2 separate regions of the Mus musculus genome follow, and region 1 is linked to region 2. The links are chromatin loops, found by intact Hi-C in ENCODE. Cell type or tissue: gastrocnemius. All regions are shown on one strand.

The links. A loop is a pair of places that touch in the nucleus more often than their neighbours do. Peaks named below come from ENCODE experiments on the same cell type or tissue, not always from the same donor. Only the 100,000 strongest peaks of a DNase experiment are listed, where the experiment ranks them.
Region 1: it touches region 2 in a loop (2.1-fold over the local background); 8 of 42 quality-filtered maps call a loop at or near these places.

The regions. Positions count from the first base shown.
Region 1 is chr12:69,820,011-69,828,010 of GRCm38, forward strand. It overlaps Map4k5 (mitogen-activated protein kinase kinase kinase kinase 5), which reads right to left. Exons shown (of 32, transcript NM_201519.2): 17 at 7,352-7,508; 18 at 6,281-6,378; 19 at 5,732-5,773; 20 at 4,570-4,654; 21 at 3,412-3,491; 22 at 2,793-2,853. 4930512B01Rik (RIKEN cDNA 4930512B01 gene) reads left to right here. Exons shown (of 8, transcript NR_033573.1): 3 at 1,809-1,862; 4 at 4,835-5,114; 5 at 7,297-7,490. It also overlaps the pseudogene Gm18030. Among named protein-coding and RNA genes, the nearest start is that of 4931403G20Rik, 20 kb to the right of the region's middle. In gastrocnemius, a CTCF peak has its summit at 3,355 (motif pointing left); no DNase peak of the experiment used is centred here.
Region 2 is chr12:69,753,532-69,761,531 of GRCm38, forward strand. Cdkl1 (cyclin-dependent kinase-like 1 (CDC2-related kinase)) reads right to left here. Exons shown (of 10, transcript NM_183294.2): 4 at 6,567-6,639; 5 at 3,677-3,767; 6 at 2,915-3,115; 7 at 594-676. Among named protein-coding and RNA genes, the nearest start is that of Mir681, 6.4 kb to the right of the region's middle. RefSeq lists an enhancer at 3,878-5,731. In gastrocnemius, no CTCF peak of the experiment used is centred here; DNase peaks (open chromatin) are centred at 3,058, 4,477, 4,864, 5,351 and 1 more place; H3K4me3 peaks cover 2,212 bases; H3K27ac peaks cover 2,222 bases.

The sequences.
Region 1 (8,000 bases), 66 kb after region 2:
GAGGCCACTGCCGTCTGAGGGGACAACATCTTGGTTTTCACACTCTCCCTGTCCAGAGAGCACTTGGGGGAAGACAGGCAAGCCCCACAGCATCTCGTGCACTGTGAGAGGCTCCTGAGGCTCTGTGCTGCTGCACCCCATCCCTGCTGCAGTGCCTGAGAAGCTGATGTTGTTCCGGGGTATTGGTGACTGCTGCACTCCACCCTGGGCAACTTCACCTCTGATGTCTTCTCCAAGATCTATAGCTACTTGGCCCCAGAGCTGGAAAGAGACTGTGCTCACCATGTTTCTCTTTCAGGATTTCCCTGACCATCTGTGAAAACACATACACACTCCGGTTCAGAGGACCCAGGCTCCTGCCCTGGCTCTATGTGGGTTTTTATGTAAGAAAAATAAAGTGAATTAAGTCTGGCAAAAACATTTAGAAGTCACTCAAGTAGAATTGGGTTTATTGCTTTTCACAAGAGTAATATATGAATAAAATAAAAATAAAATAAAAAATGACAGGCTAATCATAATTAAAACCAAAGAGATTAAGTACTCTTAAGAGCAGCAGTTCTCAACGGGTGGGTCACAACCCCTTTAGGGGATAGAATGACCCTTTCACAGGGGCCACCTAAAACCATTGGGAAACACAGGTATTTACATTATAACTAAGCAAAATCATAGTTATTATGTAGCAACAAAAATAATTTATGGTTCAAGGTCACAATACGAGGAACAGTATGTGGTAGTTAGAATAGGTATGGCCCCCACCGATTCACTTGTGTGAATGCTTGGCCCATAGGGAGTGGCACTATTAGGAGGTATGGTCTTGTTGGGGGACGTGTGTCACTGTGGAGGTGGGCTCAGAGGTCTCATATAGAAGCTTAAGCTACACCTAGTGTGGAAGTGAGCATCCTTCTGGCATCCAGTCTCCTTGTAGCTGCCTTCTGATCAAGACACAGACCTCATGGCTCCTCTAGCACCGTGTCTGCCTGGATGCTGCCATGCTTCCCTCCATGATGATAATGGACTGAACCTCTGAAACTGTAATCTAGCCCCAATTAAATGTTAGCCTTTATAAGAGTTACTTTGGACATGGTGTCTCTTCACAGAAATAAAGCCTAACTAAGATACTATATAAAAAGGGTCACAGCATTGGGAAGGTTGAGAACCATTACTTTATAGGATCTCTGTTTCTTTTCTTTCTTTTTTTTTTTTCTGAGGCAGGGTTTCTCTGTGTAGCCCTAGCTGTCCTGGAATTCACTTTGTAGACCAGGCTAGCCTCAGAAATCTGCCTGCTTCTGCCTCCCAAGTGCTGGGATTAAAGGCGTGTGCCACCACACCCGGCTAGGATCTCTGTTTCTTATAAGACATTTATACACAAGATTGTATTTTTCATAGACATTGTTATAGCTCAAATGCAGATTCCTGAAGAAATAATAATTAGACATCTTGTACTACAAATCAAATCAATCAGTTAGCCTCCAGGTAGCTTTGTAAGACTAATGGGTAAGAAAATATTGTTTGGTGGGTGTGGTGGTTTGACTAAAAATGGGTCCCATAGACTCATGTATGTGAAAGCTTAGTCATTAGGGAGCGACAGTATTTGAAAGGATTAGAAGGATTAGTCAGTTTGGCCTTATTACCCATGCCAGCTCTAGTCTCCTAGATGTAGCCCTCAGCTACTGATCTGGTACCTTCCTGCATGCTGCCTTGCTCCCTGCTGTGATGATAATCAACTAAACCTCTGAAACTGTAAGGAAGACCCCAGTTGATTGTTTTCTTTTTATAAGAGTTATTTTGGTGATGGTGTCTCTTCACAGCAACAGAACAGCAACTAAGACACTGGATAAGAACTACAAGACAAAAGTCTAAAGGTATGGTAACATATCTGATACTTTCATTACCACCAGCTACCAAAAAACCTGACAATGCTAAAATCAGAACAGGTTGTTCTGGAATGAATCACCTTGTTTAGATAAGCTTTGCGTGCTTGTGTGTGTGTATGTGTGTGTGAGTGCTGGCGTGTATGACCCATGTGTTGAGTAGGCTAGAGATCAATACTGAATGCTGTTCTTTAGTCAATGTCTCTCTTGTTTATGAGATAGGTTCTCTTCCTGGTCTGGAACTCACCTCCCAGGCTAGGTTTGCTGGTTAGTGAGCCCAAGGAGCCTCCTGCGTCTGCCTCCCTACTACTGGAATTATAAGTGTGCATCACACCTGGCTCTTTGCATGGATGCTGGGGACAGAACACAGGCCCTCATGCTTGCTGTAAAGCACTCTACAGACTGAGCTATCTATCACCTCAGACCCCTGGGTGAGAAGGTCCAGTCTAAGGTACTTTATATTGATCCAGAACGACACTTGTATAAGACTTTATAATTTAGCACTGCAATGTTATTTTACTTAATCCTCACAACAACCTCATGAGACTTTTGTTGTTGTTTTTTGTTTTTAATGTCACTGTTCTGTTTTGATAATTAAGAAAATTGAGGCTAAGAATGGGTTATTTGCTAGAGTTCATGGAGAAAGGAGGTAGCTTGACCCTCTGCTTCCTCCAGCTGCACTGCTAACACTCAAAGGAAGGCAAACAAAGTGCAGCCAGCAATGTTAGAAGTTGTGGAAGGAAATGGGCTCAGCAGATCATCATCTTCCCCTCCCTCTGTGTCCAGATGCAGGAAGGGGGCTGGGAAATGTAGCCCTCACAGAAGACCCAATCCTTTTTCAAACAACAAACGGCATAGTCATACAGTCTACACTAAAATTACATTTCTTTGCTTGCCTATGGTTTTCACCATCATGCATACCTGATAATGACATCAGTGTATTATTGATGACGTAGAGCCACGTACATTTCCGTGGAAATAACTGAAAGGAAGAAGAAGCAGATTACTGTAACAGTAAGGCATGCACTCCCCTCTTACCCTGGCCCCCAGACCCCGACAGTGAAGGTGTCACTGGGGACGGGACTCAGAGCCAGAGCACGGGCTTCCTCCCATGCACAGGGCCCTGGGCTTGATCCCCAGCACCACGCAAAACAAAACAAGTGGTATAAAATCCTTTCTTTGTGAAAACAAAATCAACACCGACATGAAGACAGTACCATCTTACCCCTTTAAATATTTAAACCATAAAAATTAAGACTAGAGATCATACAAACAGATTTCAAACTATGATACTTTTGTCCAATTTGCTCAAACTAATTCTTTAAGTTAAAATTCTTGGGACTGGAGAAATGGCTCAGTGGTTAAGAGCACTGACTGCTCTTCCAGAGGTCCTGAGTTCAAATCCCAGCAACTACATGGTGGCTCACAGCCATCTGTAATGAGATCTGATGCCCTCTTCTGGTGTGTCTGAAGACAACCACAATGTATTCATATATGATAAATAAATAAATCTTTGATCTTAAAAAAAAATTCTTATTACCTGTTCCATAGTTGCTTCATGTAGCTCATTGAGATTCAATGTGTAAATACCATCTTCAGTTCCAAAAATAATATACTGATCTATAATAGCAAGTTACCAGACTTTATTATCATTTTTGAAATTGTTTACTCAGATAAGGGCTATATGTAGTGATATTTAGCATGAGTTGGCTACACATTCACAATAATTTTCTAACATTTATGCCCCCATGTTTCTCTCCCATGTTTTAAAATGTAAATCTATGCTGTGTAAGACTTCACTGTCATGCTACCTCTCAACTGAATTTTAAACTGTTGTTAGAGTGGTGCATTTCTGCAAGTCAAAATACCAAATACTCAAAAATGCAAATATAATCCATGACATAGCACAAGTAACGAACATATTTCTTGTTCAGATGTTGGTTTCTAAATATTACTGCTAGAAAGAAGCAGAGTTTCTGCGAGAGGAGTCCTCTGAGGAAAGTAAGTATGAAACAGAAAGGGAAGTGAGGGACTGTCCCCATGCTGAAGGACACAGCCACCGACATTCCCTACAAATCCTGGGAAGATCAAAGTGTCAGAATGAGTCACAGTGACAGATACATCTTCCGAACACGAACACATGAATCAATCCAACAGGACTGATGTGGAATTTTAAACTGAATGTTAGATTGGAGAAACTAAAATGGTGGAGGCGGTGAAACAGAAATATCAATAAGTTTCCTGATTTTTTTTTTGTTGTTGTTTGTGATATTGTCCCAGTCTACCACAGACTAGGCTAGAATTACATCTTCCCTATGCGTGCCCAGTTGTGCCCCCAAGCCAAGCTACGAGCACAAAATCCCTTTAACTCCTAAATATTTTAGTTTCTTTTGTTGCTAACAAGTTTTATACAGCACAGAGCACTGAGACTGAGACAACACCGTCCCCCGCCTGTGGACTTCAATGTCCTTAAAAACAATGGCTGTGACAGCTTGTTAGCTTCCTCACAGGACAGTTCCTAGACACTGTTCAACTTTAATGGTCTTCAACAGAAGCCTACCTAAGTAATTAGCTTGTCATGGGTTCCTATACCATAATTTTAAAGTTAACAACTTCAATTCACTAATTATAAAGATCTTCCCTACAATAAATATTTTACAGGAGGTATATACACATATATATAATTCAGAAATCATACCTTTTGTATCAGGGTGTATCCAGGATGTTGCACAATTAATTTTCAAAGGGCAGCCATCAAATACTTTTGAAAAACATGCTCCCATCTTTATAAAGAAAGAAAGATGGCTTATTTCATTATGTAATTTTCATATTTCTAGAAAATCATGCAATGCCAAATTCTTTGAAGAAAATTTGTGGTTTTACCTCAATACAAAATACAACTTTTTAACACAGTTAAATTTTTTCTCCCAAAAGTCATGGTCTTCCCTTTCTCTCCATTTTAGAGTCAACGTGTCAAGTTTACCAAACATCTACATACTTAACGAGCTGCATGAACTTTAGGTTATTACTTCAGGACTAACTTTACTAAAGTGGAATCATATTTGATTCCTTCAGCATCACTGCAGTGGTAAGAACTGCAGTGTAATTCTACAATGCAGGCAACAGACAAAAGACCGAGCTTATATCCTAGGTATGAACTGACTCAGAGCCTGACTCATGAAGCATCCTGTTGACATGATTAGGAGAACATCTCACAGACACATCGCGCCATAAGATGACAGAGTAAGTGCGAACCCAAGCTTCCTTTTGTTTTCTATTGTGCACAGCTCGATGAGAGAACGGCTTCAGGCAGAAAGACATTTATTTGCCACATAAGGAAGAAGGCCCAGCATTACCGTCAAATTAAAATGAAGCTGGTGTTTGGATGCTAATCTGAGAACCCACAGCCAGAATTTATAAATTCTCAAGTTTGTTTTTCTTTTTGTTCTTGCTTTTTCTTCTCTCTCTGCCCCTCCTCACTCCTGCCTCTCTCCGCCCCTGACCTTATGCTCTGCCTCCTCCTCCTTTGATATCTGACTACTCAGATGTCATCTGGAACTCACTGTGTGGGCCAGGCTGACTTTGAATCTATCATCTTTCTGCCTTAGCATTACAGAATGCTAAGATTATATACAGACCTGCTATTACATCCAACTTGGCCTCTAAATTTTAACCACTGCACTCAAATTGGGGTATGTGATCAGACTACAGTACACTCATATCTATCTTCCAACTTTATATTTATAAAATTCTTTTAGTGGCTGAATGTACTTGACAGGAAATCTACTTCTACTGTTTCTAAAGAGATTAAAAAAAAAAAAAAAAGATCAGCAAATAGGTCTCATGAAAACAGTCCTTACCAGTACTTTTGGGGTGGGTGGAAGGCCATTGATGGTTGGTTTCTGTGGGAAAAAAAATTAAGTAATTTTTTTTTTTGGTAATTTTTAATACTGTAAGAAAGCTTAGGTTTAAAATAAAATGTAAGCTACTTACTATTTCAGTTATTATATATATAATACTTGATTTAAAATTATTTTTAGATTATGTATATGGATGTTTTGCTTGTGTGTGTGTGTGTGTGTGTGTGTGTGTGTGTGTGTACCTATATGTGCACCACGTGTGTGCCTGGTGCCCATGGAGGCCTGAAGAAGGTGTCAGATCCCCTGGGACTGAAATGGGTGAGAGCTGTCACATGGTGGGTATGGGAATCGAACCCAGGTCCTCTGGAAAAGCAACTAGTGCTCTCATCAGCTGAGCCATCTCTTTATACATATAAAAGAAACAGAGTACTTGTGTTTTCTCCATGACTGCAAACTTTGGAGCTCACACCACCATGCTCAACCTTAGTTACTTGGGTTCTTATCCTTGCTACGAGTTGTAAGTAATGTCTGAGCAGCCGCTGTACTCACGGGGAAGTCCCGCTTGTCCTTTTTCCGAGGTAACTGCGGAGCTTGTGCGGATCCCTCTGTATTTTCACTGATCAGTTTTGAAATACCATCACCATTTCCTAAGGGAACCACCGTTAAAGTTGAATGAGCACACAAAGAACATTCTGTGAAAAATAACTTTTCTTTGCCCCATTATTTCCCTTCCTTTGGGGTGAGTGTGGGAGCACGGTGGTTTCTGTCAGATGAGTTAATTTATCCCCAGTGCTGTCCTCACTGCATCCTTAGTGAGGCTCTTCAGTTATGACAAACACATTGTGAGCACAAAGAACATCTATCCTACTGACAGTGGTACTTGACATCTTTCCCAACAGAAACCAATCTACACGCTCAGTCCTCCCTCAGATACCAGTCTTTCAGCACGTTGGACTGCTTCAAACGTGGTTCAGATGATAGTGTATTTGCTCAATCCTTATTCTCCAGGATTGTGCCTAAGCACAGCAGACATTACAGCACTCCCTCCTGTAAGCTCCTCAAACTCTTTAGCACTCTCCGGATAACCCATTCTCTATCCTCACCTCTCACAGAAATGTCAGGGCTCTGCTAAGTACAGTTATTGTTTTAGGAAACACCACACACCCGCCGTTCCTTTCTTCCCTACATCATATTAATTTTTTTAATTAATTACAGAGACCTGTCTTACTTACTATGTTGTTTAGGCTGGTCTCTGTCCCTGGAGTACTGGGTGACAGGCAAGCATTAGCACACACAGTCACCTTTTATAATGTTATATGTATATGGGCATAACTTCTGTCAAGCTTCTAAGCTCCCAGAGGGAAGAACATGGGTTCTTCCTCTGAATCCTATATGTACTAAGTGGCTGAGTGAGGTGGAAATGGTCTGAATCTTTTACAGTCCACTTGTGCATAATTAAAACATAGAAATGAAGGTCTGAACTGCAAAAGGACTGACTGAAGAAAAGAGATAGTCTTAGATCCAGGAAGAGAATGGCTTTCCATCCCATCTGCCTGACTCTCTAGGTCACAGGATCTGGGATGCGGTGTACTCCAGGAATGCTGGGATGCTGGTCGTTACCTATAGAGGAGGATGTCTCCGCCACAGGAACACAACTTGGGCTACTCTGTCTTCTGAGGACCTGAGGTGCTCTCGCCTCCAGATCAGGGCAACGTTTGATGGTTGATGATTTTTCTTCATCTGGGAGGCTGTCTTCAGGGTAAGTGTTGACCCTCGGCTGATGATGAGAGGGTAAAAAGTGCTCTTTAAAAGGTCACAGTGACCTTCAGCAAGGAACCCAAGTGAGTCACTGCCCAGCACAACTATGAATTTAACATGAGGGTTTTAAAATGTGTCCCAACCCGAAATCATAAAACTTTTATAACCAATAAAATTATGTAAGCAGTTGCCATATATTTAACAAGTAGAAACTGACAAAGATGATGACTTAATGAAGAACAGTTGGATTGAAATATCAAATTATAGTAATAAATGGTGATGACAAATAAACTTTGTATCTCCTTCTATGCAGTCAGATACTATTCCAAATGAGTAAAACCCTATTTCTTTCTCGCATCTATTAAAGTATATTATTTCACATAAAATCACCTTTGTAATGTACTTTCTATCTCCTCCTTCTAAAGAAAATTAATAAACTTCAAAACCTGAACAGAGCCAATGAAATTATTTTTAAAATGTAATTATATAAAGGAGTTATTGTTCAAAACCC
Region 2 (8,000 bases):
CACAGATATACTTCAACTTAACCTCTTCCTGAATACTAAAGGCAATAATGTAAACACTATACCTCTATACCCTTGTCTAATGGTTTCATTGGGACACATTGTTCAAAGTGGGTTGGGGAGATGAGCATTTAGATTCTCTCCGTCCTTCATAAAGGAGCGTCTCCCCCACATTGACCATACAGGAGGAGAGGCAGCAGAATGGGACCGTGGTGGTGTTGCTCCATATTCTGGAAAGCGAGTTGACAGGAGAAGAGAAAATTTGGCCACTGCTGGGGGAAGGGAGCTGCTTGCACGGGTGAGCCAATGTTTGGGCTTGCTTGAAAGTTGATTGGCTCTGAGCGATCTATGTTCAGTTGACAACGATTAAGGACTGGTGTGACCAGGGCAGTCCTGCTTTCCTGTCCCACAGGCTGGCTAACCTCTGTTCCCAGGGACTCCTAAGTTTGAACTGAGGCCAGGAAGGATCTCGCTCAGCACCAGCTTGCTCCAATTTTCTTCATCACGATTAGACTGAGCCATGGCCTCATATGTGAGTAACTACCAAAACCCAACTAGCCTGATCTAATGAGCCACCTCCAAAATGAGTCACTCACCATGTCTTCAGGGTCTGGAATTTTCACCCCACTGAAGTATTGATTCATGCTAAATACTTGCTGGTGCCTGGGAATGAGGTCCCCTTTGGACAAGAAGAGACAGAAGTGAGTGGGGTAGCGTAGGAAACACGGGGCTGTGCTTTCCCTCCACAGCCTCGTGGACCTGTGCCTAGAGGGGAAGCATCCACACAGCACAGCCTACACTGAGTTCTTCAGGGACAGTGCCTCGTGTCAGGCACAGAAACTGAGAGCGTCAGGGTATTTGATGACTCCAAACCAAAGGAGCTAACAGGAAGGTCCTCTGTCTCTGAGGAGTCCATTTCCAAATTGGAATCGTCTTTTCCCGTGTTGCTGCTGATCTCAGAAACGTTGTCGTCTAAGGTTTAGGGGCGCTTACCCTGTGAAACTCTGAAAGAGGTTCCTGTCCAATGCAGCTCATTCTGTAGCAATGGCAGCCGAATGAGCTGATGGTGGCCTCATGTAAAGTCCTAGGGGTATCACTAGGAAAGACTGGTTCAGGAAACTGCTTCTCTGGGCCACAAGTGGCCACTTTCTAGAGCAGAGAAGCAGAGGCCTGAGAGAAGCAGAGGCCTGAGAGAAGCAGAGGCCTGAGAGAAGCAGAGGCCTGAGAGAAGCAGAGGCCTGAGAGAAGCAGAGGCCTGAGAGAAGCAGAGGCCTGAGAGAAGCAGAGGCCTGACAGAAGCAGAGGCCTGACAGAAGCAGAGGCCTGACAGAAGCAGAGGCCTGACAGAAGCAGAGGCCTGACAGAAGCAGAGGCCTGACAGAAGCAGAGGCCTGACAGAAGCAGAGGCCTGACAGAAGCAGAGGCCTGCAGCCAGGGCCCTGTGGTACTGAGGCTCTAGCCTCTGACTAGATCGTCTTGAGTGACCAGTGCTACTCGGTTCAGAACTTTACCTCTCACTCAAATCCAGAACCTTGCTCTAGTTTGGATAAGCAAGCAAAAACACAGCCTCTAGGGTGTTGATTCCTATGTCTGAAAACACTGTAATGAAGCCCCTTAGCCCCTAGCTTTAAAAATGAATTACAGATACACACACACAGTAGAGACATATGTCCCCGAGCTGTCAAAGCCTCCCCACTAGGGCTGGAGCGGCAGGAGAGTGCCCTAAAGCCACTGGACGGAACAGCCAAGGAAGGCTGAGTGACCCTGCGTGAGCTCCAAGGAGGCTCCAATGTGCAAGACATTGGTGGAGACGATAAAAACAGGAAACACCACCGGACCCTGGTGACGCACACCTTTAATTCCAGCACTCGGGAGGCAGAGGCAGGTGGAATTTGAGTTCAAGACCAGCCTAGTCTACAGAAGGAGTTCCAGGACATCCAGGGCTACACAGAGAAACCCTGTCTCAACAAACAAACAAATGGAAATACAGTCTCACCCTCAGGTGGCCTTCAGTACTTTGGGAAGACAAAGCTCTATGGTGATTGCTGGTAATACAAGAGTTATGGAGCAGAGAAAGAGTGCTTTAAATGGCGTTCCTTAGCAGAGTAGAATCTAACTCCTGGATTCTGAAAACAGCAACCACTAGTTATGGATCTCTTTTACTGTACCCTCCTCCCTTTTCTCTTCTGTCCTTCCCATTGCCCTTAATTGTAGGAGGGGGGCACGGTGAACAAGACTTTCTTCTCGACACTTAGAAGGCTGAGGTTCTTCCTCTACGGTAATCTGAATAATCCAAAACTTGTCAGGCAGGCTGCAGTAAGGACATCTGGATGAATCACCTCATCCTAATGCAGGCTTAGCATCCCTCATTAAAAATTCTGAGACTGAGTGCCAACATGATCCTACAAGTAGGAGATGCTACACTCGACTCCAAGTGTCATGGTCAAATGCGGGCACGCTAGAACGATCATATAACCAGCCTTTAGGATATGGGAAGAAATGAAATGAAACATAAATGAATTTTCTGTTTAGACTCGGGTCCCTTCCCTTACATACCACATTGAAACCTCTAATGTCACAAACACTAGAGTCCCAAGCCGTCTGGATGAGGGATGTTCAGCTTGTAACATGGAAGCCGCCTGTGACCAGCTAAGTCCTTGCAGTAGTTCTGTTGCCAGGCTTAACACATTTAGAAGTTAAGAGGATCTGACCTAAGCTTAAGAGATTAGTCTATATATCCTGGACAATTAGTAAATTCCCAGTAATCATTAAGTCTTGTCATTTGAACAAACCATAGACACTTTTAATGGAGCCATTTCAGCGAGGCTGAGAAATGTCTGTTTCCTAAAGGTGTCAGGTAAGCAGGGGGTGTGGGAGAAGCGAGCAGGTTCTCTCAAAGTCAGCGGAAACCACTTACCCAGGGTTTTCCTTATCAGGTAGAGCTGATCCACGTCAGATTTTCCTGGCCATAGAGGCACTCCGGACAGTAACTCAGCAAACACACAGCCAATTGCCCAGACATCTACAGGGGGACCATACTGCGTGTCTCCCACTAGCAGCTCGGGTGAGCGGTACCACCGGGTGGCCACGTAGTCCGTGTAGTAGTCACCTGGTCCAGCTGGCCGGTGCAGAAACGTGGAAAACAGATCAGTGGAAGCCCGGAGTCAAAACTGAGCAGGGAAAAACCTAAGAAATGAAGCTTTTCCGAATCACCATTCTCAGTGCTAGCTGCTGGTTGTCATCACTTGGCTGTAGGATGTTTTAAATTACTGATACTTGGGCTTCCTCCCGGCCCAATTAATCCGAACACTTGGAGAGGGCCCAAGGCTACCCGCATACTTTTTAAAAGTTCCTTGGGTGTTAATCTATAGCCAAGATTAAAAGGCATTCATCTGAAGTATTAATTCTGGTAAGTATTGTTTGGGGGGTTGGAGAAGGCAGGAGATTAGCAGGCTTTATAATAACTTTTGTGCTACAATTTACATATAGCATACATATCTAAATTGTTGTGTATTTATACATTTTTCAAGTTATATTTCATTACAAGATTTGGCAGGAACCGTAATTTGTTGCAAGATTATTCCCGGGGCAGAATACAAGAACCAGCTTTCTGTAGTATGGAAACCAGCTGTCCCAGCAAGAATGTTCCTTTTACATTGAAGAAGCCGTGGGTACTCACTGAGAAGCCGTGCGAACCCAAAGTCACAGAGCTTAATGGCTGACTGTTTGGTGATGAGAATATTTTCCGGCTTCACGTCTCTGTGTATGCACTGGTTAGAAACAAACAAACAAACAAAACAAAATGTCATGAAGGTGCAACTCTAATATCTGCCACGAGTAAAGGGCTGGAATATTTAGCAGATATTGGATATATCAGTTTAATCTGCCATTGACCTGTTGGATACTAAAACAGCAGACTAAAATAAACCTAGTTCCATACCTACAGACAGAATCATTTCAAATTCTTGAGTGGCCACAAAAACCAAGAAGTGTGATAGGAAAAATGACTGTCAAGAGCCAGACTCAGCAAATAAAAACACGTGAGATACCTAGTTACGTTTGGATTTCAGATAAACGACTTTTTTTTTCAGTGCTGGGCATCAGTCCAGAACCTTAGCCGAGCACGCCACCTGACCTCCACCTCCAACCCAACTAAAATGTTAAGTATATCTCAAACAGTCTGCATTAGAAAAAGGAACTTTATATTTAACTAGGCATCACCCCTAACCTGCCTGCTGTCTATGAAGGGGGAAAGGACCGAAAGGCTTTGAGGCTTCAGCCTGTGGCAAGAACGACAGACAGATTGGAGCAGAAGCCCGGTTCACTGGAAGGCGGCTTGCTCGCTCGGTAAACAAGACAAGCCCTGGGCCTGCTGAGATAAGCTGGGAGAGAGAGGGCTGGAAGCTCGTGTGCCTGCCAAAAGATCGCCCTTCCAGCTCTGACATTTGTCCTGACAAGATAAACAAGAGCTGGCTGCGGCCTCGCCGTCCGGGGTGCGTCGTGGTCGCTAGGTGTCAGCTCTGTCCCACAGCACAGAGGAGCCCAGCGGGAGACTCTTGCATCCTGCCTCACCCGCTGGTATCAAGCTACATTCTTTAAGAGGGTGAAGCCACTACCAAGAGGAGCGCTTGAGGACTCCCACGGGACTTTCTTATTAAATGACAATGTCTTTGATAGATAGACAGATAAATAAATAAATAAATAAATAAATAAAATCTCTTAAGTCAACAACTTTTAATCAACGGTTAACATTTAAAATTGAGTTGGGACAAAATATTACTCCGGGTTCTTTGTGACCCCTCCCTTTTCCCAAGGGTTTTCCTCTCTGCTGGGAAACGCTGGGTCTTTCTGCCGCCCCAGTGACTGTTGGCCTGGAGCCTGCAACTCTTGAGGGTTCCTTGACCCCAGAATCCGGAAAGAGGACAGAGGCTCTTCGTGGGCGCAGCAATTCCCACTCCAAGGGACTTTTAGGGCGAGAGAGCAACGTTAGTGTTTCCCATCAGCATTATTATTCTGGAAAAAAAAAATGGAGGCGGGGTGGGGTGGATAAATTACCTTATAACCTACCTATCTGGTTCTCAGTAATCGATGGCCCTGGGCTCTGAAGTCTTTCACCAGCCATTTTGCATTTTGCTATAAATAGGTCCTTCCATGAATGTCGTGATGACATATGGGCAGAAGGACTCAGAAACAAGAATGTGCTCCACCCCCCCCCCCTTTGTTTGGGAATTCTTTCCAAGCTCAGCACCCTCCCCCCATCAGCCCCCCCCCCCCCCAGCACGTGGAGCCCAGCAGCGTCTGCGGCTCTCCAGAGAGCTGTGGTATGCACTGTATTTATCTTCACTTTCCTCAGATCTCCCCCACCAGGGCTGGCTGGCGAGCTTTCTCGTTCTTTCTGCCCCCTCCTCTCCCCTTCCCTCTGTATCCTCCAGCCCCACTATCTGTCCTGCCACCCTTATGCTGAAACTTGTTTGTTGGGAAAGTGCTAATCACCGATCAAAGCGTCTAGCATCCACTCGTCCTGCCTTAAAATGACTGTTTTCACTGTAAGGAGTCAAACCCAAGGCTTCATGCAGGCAAGGCAAGAGGTCTAACCATGGAGCGACACTCCAGCTCTGATAAGGATTCTAGGCTTCCGATAATGAAAGCCAAAATAATGACTGTTCCCGTGTTTTCTCCTTGTAAGCAGCTTCAGGAAAACTTACTTGGGGCAAGCTCAGAGGGGATTTAACCCCTCGGGCCTGGGTGACCAATAACTGGAGTCCAGTGAAACTCTAAAATTCCCTTCTGGGATTTTGAGTGTTTTTAGTGGTTGGACTCTGATTCCACCCCCCCACACACACACCTTTTTCTTTTCTGCTATATTGATTAATTGGTTGGTTGATTGATCGCAGTACTGGGAATCAAACTCAAGGGCTCATTCATTCTGAGTACTTGACCACACAACTGGGAGCCAGCCCAGGAAGCTGGCTTCCATGTGTAGAAAGGGGGCAGCTCTGTGTGGGGTGAGAGAGGAGAGCAGATTTTTCAGCATCTATGAAGCCATGTCACATGGGCAGTCTCCTACAGTGGCTCCCCCCGCACCCCCCCCCCCGCACCCGGCCCCCCGCCCTCCCCCCAGTCCAGCTGTGGCAAAAAGGACCAGACGCCCATTTAACACTCCTATCTCACCAGGGCAGACACTAGGACTTGGCGCCTAGGACTCCACCCATTGTAACTGCAGCAAGCATCTGGAGTTACCTCTTCCAGTTCAAAGTCTTTTGGGGAAACCAATCCAATAATACAGACTCTCTAAGTAAATGGGGTTCCTTCTTCCTCACATTTTACAAATTAAAAACAAAAACCAAAAACAAAAAACGACTAGTTTTTTTAAAATGATTTTTATAATGTATGTTTCCATAAGATCTGCCATCTTTAAGTTCCTTACTCCCCTCCGCCCCCAGGCTTAGGAAGATTTTCATGGAAAAAAACGTATACCCACAAAGGTGGGGTATGAACTTTGAATAAGGCTCGGTTTTGGCTCAAGAGAAGAAGCCACCTGGGTGTTCAAAGGGGGTCGGGACACTTACGTTATGTTTATGGCAGAAATTTACAGCCTGCAGTGTCTGCCAAGTTATGTTCTTCACGAGAGGCTCTGGTACCCTAATAAAAACAAAAGAAACAGCACAAACACATTCTTCACTCTAGCCATGGACCTCAGCTCAAGAAACCCAATCCAGACGGGGGCAGGCTTTGGGACTGAAAAATCCCGGGAGACACAGCCTCCTCTGGATCCACAGGCCATCAGCCCACAAATCCAGTGTTGAGAATGTGTGACCAGCATGCTGCTGAGTTGTGGGGAAAGCAGGTTAACAAAAATACAAACTTGGATTTTAAAAACAAAACAAAACAAAAAACAGGGAGGAACAGTGAAATATTTCAACAAATATTTATGACCTGGGACTGCCTGAAATTTGAACTCCTCAGTTTTTTTCTTTGTCTTGTTTTGTTTGTTTGTTTTGTGTTTTTTTTTTTTTTTTTTTTTCCGAGACAGGGTTTCTCTGTGTAGCCCTGGCTGTCCTGGAACTCACTCTGTAGACCAGGCTTGTCTCAAACTCAGAGATCTGCCTGCCTCTGCCTCCCAAGTGCTGGGATTAAAGGCGTGCGCCACCACTGCCCGGCTTGTTTTGTTTTTAAAGAGAGGGTTGAAGCATGGTCTTGCTAAGGTGGCTCCAAGACCTAAAATTCGAGATCATCCTGTATTAACCTCCAAGTGCTGGGATTACAGGCTTGCACCACCAAGCCCGGTTCTATAATGAGGCCCTTGCTAGTTAATATACAGCACAAGAGATGGCGATGGCGTGCTCTGTGCTCCGGTTGCTCCAAACCGTGGTCCTGAAGCAAGGCTTCTGTTTGCGTGTTCAGCATTTCCAGATGCCTGAGTCACATGCTTTGTTTGTTTTCTTGGAAGGGAGAGGAAGGAGATTTTACTGAGACAAGGAGGAGGTTTATATTGCATACCATATAACTAAAGTTCAAAGTAACTGAAGACACAGAAAAGCATCGTGTTCTTTTCCCACACTGCACCTCTCTTCTCGTCACCCTCACGCCGTGCTTCTCTTTCCTCTCCTCTGTCACAACATCTAACCGTGCCAATTCCCCAACTCTTCCGCACAGATTCACTGCCGATTTAACCAGGACAGCCGAGCCCTGCCAGATGCCATGATGCCGTGCGCGCGCACGAGTGTGTGTGTGTGTGTGTGTGAATTGGGAAAGGGCATCTCATGGAAAAGCAGGCTACTGTACAAGACAAGGGATGATTAGAAAGAAAGTTGTTCTGGAGCAGAGGCTCACCCTAAAGCTGTAGCTGTCTGTGGTACCCAGTCCCAAACAGGGCTGCCTTGTCTGGCCTCAGTGGGAGAGGATGCGTCTAATCTGGTAGAGATTTGATGCACCAGGGTTGGGGGCTACTCAGGGGTGACCCCATCTTCTCAGAGGACAAGGGGAGGATGGATGGAGGAGAA